Regions from separate parts of the Mus musculus genome. Here regions 2 and 3 are each linked to region 1. The links are chromatin loops, found by intact Hi-C in ENCODE. Cell type or tissue: heart. All regions are shown on one strand.

Region 1 (2,500 bases):
TCCCCTCTCTCCATGTGACCATGGCCAGCCTCTACTTCTCTCCTCTCTCCTCTCTACCTTTCTCTGCCTCTACTACCCTCTTAACTCCCCTTCCCATGCCCCGAATAAACTGTATTCTACACTATACTGTTGTGTGGCTGGTCTCTCAGGGAGAAGGGATGCCTCGGCATGGGCCCACAGAGTCCCCCACCTTCCCCCACACCCCACCAGAACGTATTCTTATATTCTTTATCTTTTTATGACCACAGCAAGAGGGATCAGACTTTTCCACGAGATCACCCTAGAAAAGTGTGCTCAGCTCTACATTAGTCCAAGGAAATTATCCCTATACACCCCAAGGACACTCACCATGGTTCCGTCCTGCAAGACGATTCATGAGGTAGGACTTCCCTGTACGATATAAACCAACAATGGCCACCACCACCAGAGGCTGTGCTATCTGCTCAAGAATCCTTATGGCTTCCAGATTTACTGTCAGCTGATTTTTCCAATTTTCCACCAGACAAATGGGTGCCTCCATGGTCCACTCGGAAGCTGCAGAACCCTGTAACCCAGAACAGTCGCTCACTGAAATATGGGATCTTAAAATCGTCTGTTGTCATCACCCAAGGCAGACACATGTCGGTTTTTGTTTGCGCAACACGTATCTCAAGTTCTGTATGTTTCTAAAGTGGGAAATGAACTCAGCCTTCCCAAACCTGTTACAGTATTTCTCATAGAATATATCACGATTCTTCTTTGAACTATGAAAAGTATTCTCCGGCTTCTTAAAAAATAACATGAGAAAGCCAACAACACTGATGTCTGAGACTGAGAGCACTCGGGTTTTGCAGCGGGTGAGGCAAAAACGCACGTGGCAAAGTTGCAAAGTGGGTAGAAAGGTTTCCTGGCATTCTGAGAGAATTTGAAGTCTGTTTCAGTATGAGAAGTTTGCCGGGTGTGTGTTGGGCACTGCCTTAGGTGGCTGTTATCAAAGAATAAACTAAATGAGTGCAATTTCCTACCTTGGTGAGCCTCTGTTCAAATGGGAGAGAAAACGAAGCAGAAAATGAACACACACACACACACACACACACACACACACACACACACACGTGCCCGTGCGCCCACACACGCCTTAGAATAAAGTAAGTATAGAGCGAGGTAGGGACATTGGAGGTTGAATTCAGATAAATAAAACAGGGACTGACTCCAGCAAAATAAGATAAAATGAAGCCTCTTAGTGACACCTTTGAGGACAGATGTCTGCTATCAAGAAAACATTGCGGACACAAGGAAGCAAACTGGGGGAAGCTACCCTACAAGAGGCTGCAGTACTACTGAGTTTGGCTCCTGGGTACCAGGCTCTCACCACCAAGGATGGGCCTTGGTCATTGTCTCCCAAGCCAGAGGGGTTATTGAATGAAGACCCAAGAAAAGCAGTACATGCACGCTTGGCCCGCCAGGTGGCGCTCTGCAAATGGCCACAAGACCCTGTGAGGTCTGCAGCTTGCACTGGCTTGCCCACCAGGGTGAGTCTGCCACCCCAGAATGGAGATGTCCTGGCAATTTCGCCGGCAGCGTCTGTTGAGAGAAACACATGTGGTTACTCACCCAGGCACTGGCTCTGTAACAGGGACAGTCCTCAGCCAACTTAGTTCTTTCCCTGAGCTTCCTACTGCTCCAGGCTCCTTGGAGCAGCCACTGTTAGAAGTGGCAAAGTAACAGCCGCCCAAACACAAATTGAGATAAAAGGAACTGAAATCGAAACCATGCTCCTTGCTTGATGACTCAGTCAGTCGTTGAGGGCTTGAACAAAATAACAGAATTTGTGACCTCAGCTGAGCTGAGGAATTTCCCAGATCCCCCCGAACTTTCTGCAGTTATCACCCCGCCACATCTTGCAGATTGAGACTTTTTTTCTTTCCTACAGTGTGTTCCATCACCGATGCAAAAAAAAAAAAAAAAAAAAGGAGAAAACAGAATCACACTTGGCACACAAGTCTGTCTGTAGTACTCACCAGGGAACACTACTAATCAATGATTGTCATTGCGTTTTCTGGGTCCCCTGCCCTCTTGGATTTAGACTGCAGTCTAAATCAGCAGTGTGGCCTCCTCCTTTCCCTCCACACATTTCAGAGGAAATGCTCCCTCAGATGCAGCAGGAGAAAATAGCAGTCATTATACAACCTGAACTCAGGCTGTGAATTCGAGCCAAAGGCGACGACTGGACTTCCCCCCAGCAGAAAAGCCCTTTCTCCTCCCTTTCTTGTGTTTTCCAGGGATCTGGGAAATAGAAACTGAAACTGTGTCCTGACATGAACCAGCTTTGTTTAGGGAGTCAAAGATGATTGCTCAAGCCCTGGGTATCCTAGCCTTTTTGTTAAAGGAAAACAAGTCCCCAGTTTCCTTAAAGTGCATATCTGCTGTCAGCTCCCTGTTAGAGTCTTTAACCAAAGTGTTATAAAGATGGTGAACTATAGAGATGGCCACTGTTTACAGTGCAGCTTGCTTGGCAAGA
Region 2 (2,500 bases), 67 kb after region 1:
GCTACACTCCCCCCTTTGCCCTATTCTACCACCCTTCTTTGCCTTCCTGTGCTTTGCAGAGCAAGAAAACACTCTCTAGTAAGACTTTGGTGTCATTTTACCGCTGTTTACATTTCTTCCAGTATTTATAATCTTCTGTCACCCTTCCCATGTGCCTACAGGTATGTTTATCAGGAATTGTTGGGTCATGTTTTTAAAATAAGGAGCTAGTGCTTTTGTCTTTCTATGCTGCCTTTGCAGCAGCTATTCCAGGTCAGGCAGTGGGATGCTGCATGACAATAGCAATCATTGAAAATAGTACCCTGACTTTGGAAGCCCCGTGGAGGACAGGGGTACAGCTGATACGGCAATGGTTCCAAGGCTTTGACCAAATGCACAGCCAGCAACAGTATTCATGCCATGAGGCGTTTCTGAACTATGAACTACAGAAGTTCCCAGTGGATATATGTGTCTAAAAATAGTCTTCAAGAGTACCCTTGGAGTCTGGAGTCTTGGCTCAGTAAGTGAAGTGTTTGCCATGTAATCATGAGGACCTGAGTTCGAATCCCCAGATCCCACATAAAAGCTACCTGCTGTAGTATGCATCTGTAACCCCAGCTCTCTTTTAAGCAAAACTAGGAAGCAGATAGGGCCATCCTCGGAAACTTGTGGGGCCACTGGCATATATTATGCAATAGAAAACAATGAAAGAGGAGTTGTCTTAAGCAAAGTGAAAAGCAACCTGCCTCATCTAATTATGGCCCATGTGTGAGAGCATCTTAGACACCTGAGCATGCATATACACACTGGGGAGAGGAGGAGAGAGAGAGACAGAGAGACTGGGAGATCAAACGCATGTACAAGATAGAAACACCACAGGGGTAAGTGGTTTAATTGCCCTTGAACTTGAATTTTGTAGTTGGCTGTCCCTGTGTGTGTGTGTGTGTGTGTGTGTGTGTGTGTGTGTGTGTGTTTAAATCACATTCCTGTTTTTGCTATTTGAGAAAAGCAGCTGAATTCTTAGAAATGCCCAAGTTACCTCAGAGGTCCAGTTGCTTTCAGATTCCAGACTTAGATTTCAGGAAGTGCCGTTGCAAAGAGCTGTGCTTTGGCTTCAGCGCTCACTTTCCTGTGGGGAGAACACTCCTGCCAAGCTGTTTGAAAACACAACACCTGGAAGTGTGCTCAGTTTGGAGAGCAAACTTCCTCCTGGGTTGGATTCCAGAACCACCCTCTCTTATCATGCAGCGCTTGTTTGTTTAACATCTTTGTAGGACTAGACTACCTGTAGAATGTAGATAGGCCCGCTGCCAGGGCATGTCATAATGCTAATCACCGTTTGATCTGTTTTCATTGTGCTCTCAGTGAGAGACACAGTGACTTCTAACACACACACACACACACACACACACACACACGCACAGGCACACGCACACACATGCACACTGAATAATTATATCACTTGCTCAACATTTATAAACACTTCCTATTGCTCAGCATAGCCAGTCTGCAGTTTCTTACATAGTCTGCCCCCTGCTGTCCTTTTGTAGCCTCAGTCTATCTCCAGTTGACCACAGAATCCCATACACAACCTCAACCAAGAGTTTCACACAAAATCCTTCTGCCTAGAACTCCTTTTTATCATGTTTTATCTGAGTACATTGTACTCCTTAAAAAATTAATTTATCTTAATTCTATGTCCCTCAGGAAAGTATTTCTGTCTGAGAATAGAGGGTCTCTTCTCCATACCTACAAGCAAGAAAAATTATCGCCTGCTCCCTTACAGTGCTTAGCGGAAATTGAAATATTCTGCACGACTGTTTAATGTCTTCTTTGTAAAATACAAAACAAAGCAGCACAAGAATCATGACTTCTGACTGTGGCTACATCCCGACTGCCTTCACTCACGCCCAGTCCATGTCAGTGCCCAGTACATAGTCACTGAATGAGCAGACGAGAGCAATCATGTTGGAAAGGGATACTCTACTGTCTCTTTTCACACAGGAATTTTACTTTTTGCATCTGAAATCTGAATACAAGTTCCCTCCCACAGTTCTGGAGGCACGACGTGTGGGATGGAAGATCTCATCATCATGACATGTGTTCCCTTGCTGTGGTCCTCAGCAGGATACAACATCTTCCTACTATGTGAGATTTTGGTCCAGGGGTTCTCCAACCCAAAAGAAATCCATGACCCAAAAAGGATATGTACCTTGTAAAAAGAGTAAGCTTGGAGCTTTACTTATTCTAGTTTTACAATTATAACAATCTTGTAGCATTTTAATCTAATACTAATTATTTAATGCTTTAAACAGAAAATGAAAATTATTGTGAGACTTCTGATACTGTTGATTTTTTAATCCGGAAAGCAAGAAAAATTACTAAGCAGATGACAATGAAAATAATTAAGGTGAGCATTTTTACCACAGTGTATCAGCTTACTAGGGCTCCTTTAGCTGAGGACCATGCTCCTCTTGTGTTTCCTGAAGGCTGTGTCCTTCCCACAAACAAAATACACCAA
Region 3 (2,500 bases), 57 kb before region 1:
ATTAATCCTCATGCTGATTTACCCACGGACTAGTACTTAAAATCTTCCAGGGACTTAACACAAATCAGACAATAGGTCAGACTTTGAATACAAGTGTTGAATTCTTCTTCAAGCACACATGATACAAGCATGCACTGAAAAGTATACTACAGAAACACTATACCATCCACTGTTATGCTATAAGTTAATGTACCACTAGAAGTATTTTTTAAAGCCCTGGGTTTAATGCCACTACCAGAAAATAATTATACAGAAAGTATCTTTGTGTTTCTGTATTCCACAAGAGTACTAAGCCCCGTGACTGTGACATTTCCTCTGTGTGGTACTACTGTTATTCTGAATGTTCAGTTGCAGAGCTGAACCCCTCATCATTGGGTGCCTGTGTGACAGCTAAGAGTCTTCTAATGACCTCCCCTCTTACAGAAATTTAGGAGCGGCGTTTCTTACATTATGAACAATGTACAGCATGCACTTGAAACAATTATGGTAAGCTTAATCATTTTTATTAACAGTTTTCACTTAAACAGTGCTTCTGCCACATTGTAAAAGGCATTTATCTTCAGAGATATGCAAATCATGTCATAGCAGCAAAAGAAAGATAAAAATGAAGGTTGGTTTCACAAGAGTTGGCACTGTGATTATGAGCCTCAGAGGAATAGAACGAAATTTATTTTGAGTTCTCCATTCTGTGTAGAAGTCATTCTAAAACTCTTAGAAGGAGAAAGTGTTTTTGAAAAATAAAAAGAGAGATTAGAAAGGAAACACAGTAGGCTGGAGCATGAAAGAAAACAAGAAGTTCTCTCAATGGGGGAGGTGCAACGCCCACTCGCCTATGCATTCTGCCTGGAGGGGAATTTTCTTCTCCTCTCCAATGAAATACTCTGCTCATCCAGCAACCACAGAGCCTTCCCACATTGGGCACTGCCCATTGTCTACCCTGGGAACCAATGTCTGCAGATAGCATGAGGCCCTAGGAGCTGTGTTCCATGGATATGTTCAGATTTTTATCATGTTTATAACATGCCAATCCCAGCTTAGAGCAAGCTACATCTTTGAATTACTTATGAGCACACAACTAAGAATATCCAGTAGGGGATGTATGTGATACAAAATGTCTACCCAAAGACAGCTGCCCTATCACTGTGTTGTAAAAACAAATCCCAACAATACAATTTAGTATGTCTACAGAGTCCATGTTTGCAGTATCAAATATAAGACCCGATTAAAAATCACATGAATTTTCACTTCTAACACAAACATGAACTGAGTCACCTCATAAGCCAAACATTTTTTTCACATATAAACTCCACTTTGTGAACTTTATTTCTCCCTTCTTCCTAGTAAAGTGTCATTGTCTTCAAGTCTCATTCAATGCCATGCTGTGTCACAATCCAAAGCTGTCCCCGAAGTTTTTTCCTTGATGAGTGGAAACAGGGTAGAGAGCTTTAGTCTGTTCAGATTTTAAAGTATGGTGCATGATCGAGGTGGAGGCATGTTCTTGATTTTCTCTATCTCTTGACGTAGTTGCAAGCTCTCATTCTGGAATCCTTGCTTGAGAAGTCTTTCCTGTTCCTAAAATGGAGATGGAATTTGAACTCAGAAGGCATCCCATGCCACATTCCTCAGACTCACACAGACTCTGCTTTGGTAGATACACTGAACCCTGGGGGGATTTTGACATTTTTCTCAAAAGTCTTTTTTATTCTTTAACTTCCATGATTCCTCTCCCCTGTCTTGTACACACACACACAAACACACACACACACACACACACACACACACACACACACATATTTCTTTCTCCAGTTTTAGAAATGTAGACTGACAGTTCTGAACACCAGTTCCCTAAAGCACTCAGGTCCAGTTCTTACATCATTTGACTCATGGAAAACACAATTTTGTATAAAATCAGCACCAGCTTGCCTGTTCTTCTTTGCCTCATCTCTAAGCCGTGCTGTGCAAATTCTCAAACACATGAAAGAAGGTGATAAAGAGGGGCTTAAACCAACCGGAATGTCACTATCTGAATCGGAATCAGGACAGGTGGTGTTCAATCAGTGGATTTACTACTTGTCCCAGTTGTAGTAACCAAGACAGAAGACATATTGAAGCAAGTGTGTCTTCAGTGCTCAGGCAGTTTCATTAACAACAATGGAGGCTTAGTGTAGATGTGGAGGAATGCCCAGAAAACAAGATGTTATGGGCAATTTGAGCATTTAACCACTTTGCTTAAAGATTTGAGACTGACTCTGCTCTTTGAGATGCTTCCAGTGTTAAGAGCATTCTAGGTGTGGCAGACACAAAATTTCTACTGATCCCATTCAATATAAAAAAATTAAGAGCTGAATATTATGTCATAGAATATGATGCAAAAAGCCATTTTACATGTAGATATTACAATTACTCTATTTAGGACAGGAGAAAATAATAGTCCTTGATAAGTTAGTTGAGGATTCTATCACAGAAATCCTAGATAACACCTGAGGAGAATTTGCAATTC

What was found. Hi-C counts contacts between places; a loop is a spot of excess contacts. Peaks named below come from ENCODE experiments on the same cell type or tissue, not always from the same donor. Only the 100,000 strongest peaks of a DNase experiment are listed, where the experiment ranks them.
Region 2: a loop joins it to region 1, with 9 times the contacts of the local background. A loop is called at or near these places in 32 of 42 quality-filtered maps.
Region 3: it touches region 1 in a loop (4-fold over the local background); 12 of 42 quality-filtered maps call a loop at or near these places.

The regions. Positions count from the first base shown.
Region 1 is chr3:142,559,784-142,562,283 of GRCm38, reverse strand. It overlaps Gbp3 (guanylate binding protein 3), which reads right to left and starts at 1,928. Exons shown (of 11, transcript NM_001289493.2): 1 at 1,594-1,928; 2 at 349-544. The coding sequence starts at 520. In heart, a CTCF peak has its summit at 1,469 (motif pointing right); DNase peaks (open chromatin) are centred at 1,483 and 2,213; H3K4me3 peaks cover 1,116 bases; H3K27ac peaks cover 249 bases.
Region 2 is chr3:142,492,644-142,495,143 of GRCm38, reverse strand. No RefSeq gene overlaps it. Among named protein-coding and RNA genes, the nearest start is that of Gbp5, 3.0 kb to the left of the region's middle. In heart, a CTCF peak has its summit at 1,537 (motif pointing left); a DNase peak (open chromatin) is centred at 1,283.
Region 3 is chr3:142,617,167-142,619,666 of GRCm38, reverse strand. It overlaps Gbp2b (guanylate binding protein 2b), which reads right to left. Exons shown (of 11, transcript NM_010259.2): 11 at 491-1,572. The coding sequence ends at 1,462. Among named protein-coding and RNA genes, the nearest start is that of Gbp2, 2.2 kb to the left of the region's middle. In heart, a CTCF peak has its summit at 1,102; no DNase peak of the experiment used is centred here.